Linked DNA regions of Homo sapiens: region 1 is linked to region 2. The links are chromatin loops, found by intact Hi-C in ENCODE. Cell type or tissue: CD4-positive, alpha-beta T cell. All regions are shown on one strand. Links, peaks and the distances in the headings refer to the core of each region. The heading gives the core; the rest is flanking DNA.

What was found. Hi-C counts contacts between places; a loop is a spot of excess contacts. Peaks named below come from ENCODE experiments on the same cell type or tissue, not always from the same donor. Only the 100,000 strongest peaks of a DNase experiment are listed, where the experiment ranks them.
Region 1: it touches region 2 in a loop (8-fold over the local background); 21 of 110 quality-filtered maps call a loop at or near these places.

What each region holds. Positions count from the first base shown.
Region 1 is chr9:90,752,841-90,758,221 of GRCh38, reverse strand. No RefSeq gene overlaps it. Among named protein-coding and RNA genes, the nearest start is that of SYK, 46 kb to the left of the region's middle. RefSeq lists an enhancer at 1,953-2,012. In CD4-positive, alpha-beta T cell, for the core only: no CTCF peak of the experiment used is centred there; a DNase peak (open chromatin) is centred at 2,291.
Region 2 is chr9:89,591,836-89,597,216 of GRCh38, reverse strand. No RefSeq gene overlaps it. Among named protein-coding and RNA genes, the nearest start is that of GADD45G, 10 kb to the left of the region's middle. In CD4-positive, alpha-beta T cell, for the core only: CTCF peaks have their summits at 2,972 and 3,172 (motif pointing left); a DNase peak (open chromatin) is centred at 3,186; H3K27me3 peaks cover 496 bases.

The sequences.
Region 1 (5,381 bases), core at 165-5,164, 1.2 Mb before region 2:
GCCTGAGGGAGACCGGGCTCAAGTGTCCCCAAAGAGCCTCTGGTCAGAATGACAGTCGGGGGTAGAGACATTGATTTTCTTGTAGATAGTGGTGCTGAACATTCGCTAGTAACCGCCCCGGTCGCCCCCTTATCCGAAACAACTATTGACGTCATCGGAGCCACGGGGGTTTCAGCAAAGCAGGCTTTCTGCTTGCCTCGGACTTGCACTGTAGGAGGACATAAAGTCATTCATCAGTTTTGGTACATGCCTGACTGTCCCTTGCCCTTTTTGGGAAGGGACTTGCTCAGCAAGCTGAGAGCCACTATCTCTTTGACAGAGCATGGCTCTTTGCTGCTAAAGTTACCCGGAACAGGAGTCATTATGACCCTTATGGTCCCCCGAGAGGAGGAATGGAGACTTTTCTTAACTGAGCTGGGCCAAGAGAGAAGACCAGCTCTGGCTAAGCGGTGGCCAAGAGTACGGGTGGAAGACAACCCTCCGGGATTGGCCAGTTAAGACTGGGGCCCAGCCGGTTAGGCAAAAACAGGCCCTGGTCCCCAGAGAAGCTCTTCAAGGTATCCAGGTCCATCTCAAGCACCTAAGAACTTTTGGAATTATTGTTCCTTGTCAGTCTCCATGGAACACTCCCCTCCTGCCTGTTCCCAAGCCACGGACCAAGGACTACCGGCCGGTACAGGATTTGCACTTGCTTAATCAAGCTACACTGACTTTACGTCCAACAGTACCTAACCCATCCACATTGTTGGGGTTGCTGCCAGCTGAGGACAGCTGGTTCACCTGCTTGGACCTGAAAGATGCTTTCTTTCCTATCAGATTAGCCCCTGAGAGGCAGAAGCTGTTTGCCTTTCAGTGGGAAGATCCGGAGTCAGGTGTCACTACTCAGTACACTTGGACTGGACTTCCCCAAGGGTTCAAGAACTCCCCACCATCTTCAGGGAGGCATTGGCTTGAGACCTCCAGAGTTTCCCACCAGAGACCTAGGCTGTGTGTTGCTCCAGTAGGTTAAGACACCCCACGGCGGTCGGGTGCGCCAAGGGAACAGATGCCCTACACAGGCACCTGGAGGACTATGGGTATTAGGTGTCCAAGAAGAAAGCTCAGATCTGCGGACGGCAGGTACCTTACTTGGGATTTACTATCCGAGAGGGGTCGGAATGCAGCCCTGGATCAGAAAGAAAGCAGGTCATTTGCAACCTACCAGAGCCTCAGGGCAGAAGGCAAGTGAGAGAATTCTTAGGAGCTGTGGGGTTTTGTAGACTGTGGATCCCAAACTTTGCAGTATTAGCCAAGCCTTTGTATGAGGTCACAAAGGGGGCAGGGACTGGGAACTTTTGGAATGGGGATCCCAACAACAGGAAGTCTTTCATGAGTTAAAGGAAAACCTTCTGGCAGCCCCAGCCTTGGGGCTACCCGATCTGACAAAGCCTCTTCCATTGTATGTGTCAGAGAGAGAAAAGATGGCAGCTGGACTTTTAACCCAAACTGTGGGGCCCTGGCTGAGGCCAGTGGCCTACCTCTCTAAACAACTAGATGGGGTTTCTAAAGGATGGTCCCCCTGTTTGAGGGCCTTGGCAGCAACTGCCCTGCTAGTACAAGAAGCTAATAAGCTGACTCTTGGGCAAAACCTGAACATAAAGGCCCCCCATGCTGTGGTGACTTTAATGAATACTAAAGGACATCATTCGCTAACGAATGCCAGACTCATCAAGCACCAAACTTTGCTCTGTGAAAATCCCTATATAACTATTGAAGTTTGTAACACCCTACACCCTGCCACCTTGCTCCCGGTACCAGAGAGCCCTGTCCAGCCTGATTGTGTAGAAGTGTTGGACTCAGTTGACTCTAGCACACCTGACCTCCGGGACCAGCCTTGCACATCAGTAGACTGGGAACTATATGTGGATGGGAGCAGCTTCTTCAACCCCCAAGGAGAGAGAGATGCAGGGTATGCAGTGGTAACCCTGGACACTGTTGTTGAAGCCAGATTGTTGCCCCAGGCCACTTCAGCCCAGAAAGCGGAACTCATTGCTTTCACTCGGGCCTTAGAACTCAGTGAAGGTGAGACTGTAAACATTTACACTGATTCTTGGTATGTCTTTTAACCCTTCAAGTGCATGGAGCATGATAGAAAGAAAAGGGCCTATTGAACTCTGGGGGAAAAGACAGAAAATATCAACAAGAAATCTTGCAATTATTAAAAGCAGTATGGAAACCCCACAAGGTGGCAGTCATGCATTGCAGAGGACACCAGCGAGCTTCCACCTTGCTGGGTTTGGGGAATTCCCTCGCTGACTCAGAGGCTCGAAGAAGCAGCATTTGCCCCCTTCTGGGCATCAGTGCTCCCTCAAGCACCTGATCTTGGACCTACTTCTTCTAAAGAAGAAAAGGACTTTCTCCAGGTAGAGGGAAGGACAAGTGATGGAGGGAGGATGGATTCAGTTACCAGATGTGAGAATAGCTGTGCCACAGTTGCTAGGAGCTGCAGTTGTACTGGCTGTGCAAGAAACCACCCATGTAGGTCAGGAGTCACTGGAAAAGTTGTTAGGCCGGTATTTCTACATCTCACATTTGTCAGCCCTTGCCAAAATGCTGAGGCAGCGGTGAGTTACCTGCCGAGAGCATAATGCGAGGCAAGGTCCAGCCGTTCCGCCCGGCATACAAGCTTATGGAGCAGTCCCCTTTGAAGATCTCCAGGTAGACTTCACAGAGATGCCAAAGTGTGGAGGTACCAAGTATTTACTAGTTCTTGGGCGTACCTACTCTGGGTGGGTGGAGGCCTATCAAACACAAACTGAGAAAGCTGGTGAAGTAAACCCTGTGCTCCTTCGAGATCTGATTCCTAGATTTCGACTGTCCTTACGGATCAGCTCAGATAACAAGCCTGCGTTTTTGGCTGCCTTGGTACAGAAGACGGCAAAGGTATTGGGGATCACACGGAAACTGCGTGCCGCCTCCCAGCCTCAGAGTTCCAGAAAGGTGGAGCGGATGAATCGGAGTATCAAAAATAGTACTATTGTCTTCCCCGCTGGATATTTAAAACAACACCACAAGGGGCGTCAAACCACCTGCTAAATTTGAGGGAATGTTATCCTCTCCCCCGCTCCCCTGGCCCCGGATATTAGAGACAATAACACAGGGGTCATGTACACCCACTGCTTTATTGGGAGTAATATCATCCTCTCCCTTCTTGGATATTAGGAACAATATCACACTGTGCATGTACGCCTGTCGCGAAATTCAATGGAATGTCATCCTGTGCCTCCCTGGATATGACAAACAATATCACGGGGGATGTACAACTTCTGAGATATTGGGAGTGATATCATCCTCTCCCCTCTGGAAGTTAGAGACAATATCACAGGGGTAGTGTACACCCTCTGGGATGTTGGGACTAATATCATCCTCCCACCCACTGGATATTAAAAACCATATCACAAGGGGTGTGTACACACACTTCGATATTGGTATTAATACCATCCTCTCCCTCTTTGGATATTCGATGCCATATTTCAGGTGGGGTATACACCACCTGCAATATTGGAAGTAATATGATTTTCTCCCGCCCGGATATCAGAAACAATATCACAGGGGGGTGTCAACAACCCCTGTGATATTTGGAGGAATATCATCGTCTCCCCTCATGAATATTAAGAACAATATCATAGGGGTGGGTGGTGTACACCCCCTTTCATATTTGATATCATCCTCTTCCCCCCTGGATATTAGGAACCATATCAGGATGTACAGACCCTGTGACCTTTGCTGTCATATAATTGTCTCTCCCCTAGATATTAGGAAAAATGTCACTGGGGATGTGAACAGCCTTGCAATATTGGGAGTAATATCATCCTCTCTCCCCTTGCATATTGGGAACAACATCACAGGTGGGGTGTACTGCCTCTGCGATATTGGGAGTAAAATTTTCCTCTCTTCCCCTGGACATTAGGAAGGGTATCAGAGGGGGAGGGTGTACATTCCCTGCCATATTCAAAGTAACCTTATCCTCTCCCTCCCAGGGTATTCAGAACAATAGGACAGGAGGGGTGTACACCCCCTGCGATATTGAGAGTCATATCATCCTCTTTCGCTCTGGATATTAGGAACAATGTCACAGGGTTGTGTACACCCCCTGCGGTACTGGGAGTAATATCATCCTCTCTTCCTGTGGATATTAGGAAGAGTATCACAGGGCTGTGTAAACCCCCTGCGGTACTGGGAGTAATATCATCCTCTCTCCCTCTGGATATTAGGATGATTTTCACAGGGGTGTGTACACCCCCTGCGATATTGGGAGTAATATCATCCTCTCCACCCAGGAAATGACTAACAAGGTCATGGGGGAGTGTACTTCCCCTGCGATATTGGGAGTAATGTCATCCTCCCCAAACCTGGATGTTTGCAACAAGATCACAGAGTGGGTGTACACACCCTGCGACATTGGAAGTAATATGATCCTCTCCCCAACTGGGTATTGGGAAAGATATCACAGCGCGGGTATACATTTCCTATGCTGTTGGGAGTAATATCATTCTTTCCCTTTCTGGATATGAGGAAGAATATCACAGGGGTGCTGTACAATTACTTCGATATTGGGAGTAATATCATCCTCTACTTTCCTGGATATTGGGCACAAAAACACAGAAGGGTGTACGACCCCTGCGATATTGGGAGTAATAGCATACTCTCTTTCCCTGGATGTTAGAAAACAATATCATCAGGGCTGAACACCCCCCGCGATAATGGGAGTCATATTTATTCTTTCACAGGCCATTTGGACCAATATCACAGGGGGTGTTTACAAACAGGGGTAGTGTACACCCCCTGTGATATTGGGAGTAACATCATTCTCTCCACCTCCAGATATTAAGAACAATATCCCCGCGGGAGGCGGTACACCCCCAGTGATATTGGGCATAATGTCATCCTCTCCTTCCCTGGATATTAGGAACAATATCACAGGGTGTACACCCACTGTATTATTAGGAATGATATCTCTGTAGGATATTACAATTAGTATCACAGGGTGTGCAGCCACTGTGATATTAGGAGCAACATCTTTCTACGATATTACAGACAATATCACAGGGTGTACGCCCACTCTGATGTCAGGAGCAATGTCTCCCTAGGATATCCAAAATCATACCACAGGGTGTACAATCTCTGCCTTCCAGGTTCTAAGGGATTCTCCTGCTTCGGCCTCCTGAGCAGCTAGGGTTACCCGCCACCACGCCTGGCTAATTTTTTTTTTTATTTTCACTAGAGATGGGGTTTCACCACGTCGGCCAGGCTGGTCTGGAACTCCTGACCTCAGGTGATCCGTCGGCCTCGGCCACCCAAAGTGCTGGGATTACAGGTGTGAGCCATGGCACTTGGCCAAG
Region 2 (5,381 bases), core at 277-5,276:
AGTGTGTGGTCATTCATTCGCCAAAAGGTGCAAGGTATAGGGTGGATGGGAGGCGCTGTTTCAGAATCTAAGGGGCAGGATGGTGTGAGGCCCCCACAGGAAGCCGCTGTCAGGCAAGGGCAGATGTGAGAAATATAGACTAGTTGCAGAACCTTGAGGCTTATCACGGTCATGGCCACTCTTCAGATTACCTCTGAATCTGAGAACCGGTGAGGGGGCAGACTGCTCACGAGCCCTCGGGTCTGCTCTCTGATGATCCACAGTAATGGCGTTTTGACTTTGCACAGGGACTCCCAGCCAGAGACTGCATTCCCAGTCTCCCTTGCTGCATGGGGTGGTCTTGGGCCCCAGTTCCTCTACATTCCTTGCTCAAACAGAAGTTTGTAGCTGGCCAACTAGCTTCCTTCTCCTCCTTGCTGTTGTGACTCAATTATGCAGTCACAAGGGAAGGGGTCTGGGGTCCTGCATGGCTGTGTGGAGCCGAGCCTCCTTGCTAGCCTGTACACTCCACACTGTTGTGTTCAGTAGACAAGACACAATCTTCTGTCTTAAGCCTCTGTATTTTGGAGGTATTTTTAAATTTTTTAATTTTGATAAAGTTTCAAACATAGGAAAATTATAGAAATAGTAAAACAAAGTATTCCCATGTACCTTTCACCCAGATTCCCCCATTTTACTATATTTGTTTCAGCTTTGTCTCTCTCCTTCAAGTATATATATTATTTTCCGAACCAGTTGAGGGTAAGATACAGACATGTTGCCTCTTTTCCATTAAATGCTTCAATGTGTATTGCCTAAAAACAAGAATATTATCCTAAATCTATCAACTGTAGTAAAATGATGAAATTCAGGAAATTAATATTGATATAATTACCTAATCTACAAACCATACTGAGATTTTTGTCAGTTGTTTCAGTGATGTCCTCTGTAGCAAAAGAAAGTCCAGGATCACAGGTCCATTCAGTAGTCACATCTCTGTCATCTCCCTGAATCCAAAACCATTCCTGAGTTTTGCTTTGTGACAGTAACATTTCATGGCATTGATATCTTTTTAATATTTCAGGCCTGTTATGTTACAGACTCCTCTCCACCTCCACCCCGCACACTGCTGGGGTTTGGCTAGCTTATCTGCTGTTTCCTCCTGATTCAATTCAGGTGATAAACCATTAACTGGACCATCACAGTGGTGATGCTGTGTCCTTCTTGGTGTGTCATATCAGGATCATGTGCTTTGATTTGTCTTCTGGTTCTTGATTGTCATGGGGTGTCCTCTGGTTATTGATTGCCATGGGATGATGATCATTTGACCAAGATGGTGTCTGCCAGGTTTCTCCAGCCTAAAGTCGCTATTCTGCCCTTTGGAATCAGTGAGTGTGTTTTGCAGGAGGATGTCGGAGGTCATCAGAGCAGGGTGTCTGTGGTCACTAGTGTATGTGCTCAGTTAGCACTGGAGAAAACTCAGCAGCAAACCCAGGCTCTTTCGCTTATCAGGAGCTGTTGAGCATATATATTCACATCCTTCCCTGATATTTTGAATAGATGGGAAATGTTTACTAGTTCCCCTGAATCCACATTAAACCGTAATATTAATTTTTTAAAAAACAGCCCAGAAGAGAACCTGGATGGTGCATTTCCATTTTACTGAAGAGTCTACTGTAAGAAATAGTTCATGGCCGAGAGGACAGTGGGCTGCTCTATTCACTCTCGGTTTCCATGACAGATGACCCAGCTCAGGGTGGTTGAACCAGACGGCTCCACCCAGCCTTCCCCTTGTCTTCTCAGGCTGGATCCCACCGCTCTTGCACTTCCCCAGGATAATTGATTTAAGTAACCTGGAGAGACTCACCCTCCTCATGGAGGTATGTGCGTCCCGGCCCCTGCCTTGCTCTAGGATGCAACAGGCACTAAGTTCAATGAGGAAGAGGATGGCAACCCTGTCAGAGCAGGTGTCATGGACCCATGCAGCTCCCCCATCCTCTCCTTTGCCCAGCTCCATCCATCTCTGCTATTTTCCAGCTCGCCTCTGCTCCTGCTGGCCCCTGGCTTTGAGCAACTCCCTGCCCCACCCTTCAGCGCCTACCAGGAGGCCACCACCAGGCCACCTAGGGCCAATATGCCCTAAGGGGAGAGTCTTGGATCACCCAGGTGCTTCCTGCCTCTTTCCTCTCCTGTACAGTGGTGGTAACAACCTTCATCACAAGGATGTCCTGCCAGGTCTTTGAGTTGCTTACAGAGCCTTGGATCAGCCTCTTACACTGTGCCCATGAGAAGGGGGCTGGATGAGCAAGGACAGTGTCTGCCTCATTCCAGCTGGGAATGAATCCCCTCTGTACAAAGAGACAAAGATCCCTGCTTCAAGGGTCTGGGGACCACTGGCAAATGACAGGCCAGACCCAGGAAAGGGAAGGAGGAAAGATGGAAAGAGGTGGATGCGGCAAGGAGAGGGACCTGCTGGGCCATGGCGGGGGTGGACCTGGCCACACCAGCACTGTGTCAGGCTCTCAGCTGGTGCCAGGCAGTCTCTAAATAAGAGAGTGGGTAAACGGAATGAATTCTAGCAGGGAAGGAGGTAGAATATTTTCTCCAACATATGTCGTGAATATGCAATGTGACAAGAATTCCTCACTCCGTTTATGTCAGAAAATGTATATGGACATCTCCCTTTATAACTAATATGGAGCAATGCAGAGAGACCTACTGCTCTCCCTGATGGGTACTGCTCATTCCAGCAACTGGTGACAGAAAGGGTACCAGAGCTGGTAAAAGTGGTCCCAGCATTGTTAGGACACCGCTTAGCAGGCCACTCTTACACAGACATGGCCAAAGGTGCCAATTCCCTAACTATTAGTCTACGTAGACTATCCCAAATGAAGCCTCTTCTCAAAATTCTGCAGAAAGAGGTCACATCACCTAGGGATTTCTTGAAATGTAAACTGAATTTTTCACCCAGCACTTTGCACTGAGCACTTTACCAACAACACGCCTGGACCTCATCATTTCACCCACAAACTCTGGCAGGGAAGAAGTGGTCAGTCACTCTGGACACAGGCTCTGGACAGCAGGCAAGACCCAAGGCCTCAAGCAGAAGCCTCTCCTCCCTCCAAAGCCACCCTAGAGGGAAACATTGATGCTCCACCTGCCAACCTCCATCCCCTCCAGGGCAAAAGACCAGTCCGGTGAGCTACTCCCCCTGCTGGTGATGTTTGTGTGCCGCTGTAGCAATGCAGAGCATGTCAGCCTGGAGGGAGACCTCGGCCACGCCAGCCCTCACAGCACAATATGTCCAGGTTCAGGAGCTGGCTATTACTCTGCTCCACGCCCCGCTGGCTCGGCAGTACAGAGACACATTTGCCCTCCAGAGCGCAGTCTCATCTGAGACCCGCCCCTCATAACCCAGAAGCCCAGGGAGTCTGCAGAGATCCATGAGTCCAGGAGCCTGCTGAGAGCCAGCCTCCGAAAAAGTTCAATGTTCACTGAATTGCGGCCCCTGCGTGGCCTCGGCCCCTCCCAAGCTCACAGCTTCCAAGATTACAGCTCTCCCCTGCTTCCAAGATGTAAGAGTACTGGGCTCCTGGAAGACTCAATTTCTGAGCGCGTCTGCCCCAGCTAAACTCTGCACACATCCCAGGAGCATTGTGTGCCCCTGAGCAGTCCTCGCTGGTTTTCACTAAGGGCCAGCTCTCATGTATTTGTGGGAAAGAAGGACAGGCCGAGTCAATGCAGTTCAACCTCTGCCACAAGCATTAGTTGAGCGCCTACTGTGTGCAAGACAGTGAGCTGGGGCTGAGGATCGAGCAGTGGACTGGGTTCTGACCTCAGGAAGCCCATAGTCTGCTGGGGCATCTCCCAACCTTGCCGGACATTAGACATTCTCCCTCTTCATGTGTACCCCTGACAGGAGTGCTGCAGAGCCCCAGAGACAAAGCCACAGAAGGGAGTAGGGAAGAGTCTGGAAGATGCCTAAGGCATTGGGTGAGGGACAGCCCACAGCTCATGTAAACACAAGCTCACAAAGCCTGGAATGTGACCTCGTCGGGTCTCATAGGGAATGCAAGAGTGAGGAAGGCTGGTCTTGCCTGCAGACTCCAAAAACCACAAGGGGGCGGGGGACAGATGCAGTCCTGGAGCAGCTTCTCAGACTGATGCCTGGTAGAGCCCCACTCCAGGGCAGAAGGGATGAAGCCAAAGAGTGTTTCATTTTTAAATAGATCTGGAAAATGCTGGATTGAAAGATGTCTAATTCATTACCGAAGGACTTACCAAGGCTTCCATTATATCCAAGTATGCCTTGAATCTCCAAGAGCGAGGTTTGGGCATGCCACAGATATCAAACATTTGACCACAAAACTCTTTGTTGGGGACCATAAAAGGAGGATGCTATGGAACACAGTTGGGGACACAGCTCTCAAGTAGCTCCCAGCCCTAGCACTGCATCGGGGTTCGGTTCACATAGAGCAGTTGTTCTCAAAATATGGTCCCCTCACCTGGGAGCTCCCTAGAAATGCACATTCTTAGCCCCACTCGACCACCTGAACCCTGGGACCCAGCGATCTGTATTACAGCAAACTCTGCAGGCTCTAGTCGGAGGCCCACTGCAGTGGGGTAACAGGACACTAGCTATGACACCTGAACCCTGCCCCACTTCACCCTGGGTGCAATTCTATTCTTTCATGACCCAACGCCACTGCTGCCTGAGCAGTGAAGCTTCTCTGCCTGACGCCCCCTCCTTCCACACTCCAGCAGGAAGACTGCCTCTCCCAGTTTCCAAGACTCTCACATATACCTATTATCATCCTGTTGCCACACTTTTATGATTTGGTGATTGTCTGCCTTCTGTCATAGAGCAGGGTGGGGTCCTCAATCCTTGACTCTGAACACTGTCACGCACATGGAGCATCGGGGCCGCCATGCCGGGCTTGGAAGCAGTCTCCATGTCTCTTGGCAAGCGTGGGACAGTGGAAGGATGACATTAGCATAGGCATCCCCCAGAATGAGAACAGAGAGCAGAGCTCAACCGGGGGGTGTGGGACCCAGAGAAGGAAGAGGTGAATTCCAAGTGGGCAGCCTGGAGGAGGATGTAGGGAGAAGGTGTACAGGCAGGGTCTCGAAGGAGGAAGAAGAGCTTAAGGAACAAATGTGAACCAGCAAGCATGCACCCACGCTGCCATGTGCTGGGCCTGCTGCACAACTGACCAGGGCCCTATAGGGGACAGACACACAGGGCCAGACGGGAGACCTATAGGGTGCCATGGAGGCAAAGAAACAAGGCCACCCAGGATGGCTCCCAGAGAAAGGACCTCATAACTGTGATTGGAGAAGGAGAGAGTTCTCCAAAAACAACAAAAAAAGAGAAAACGGAACATTAGAGGAGCTTTCCTAGA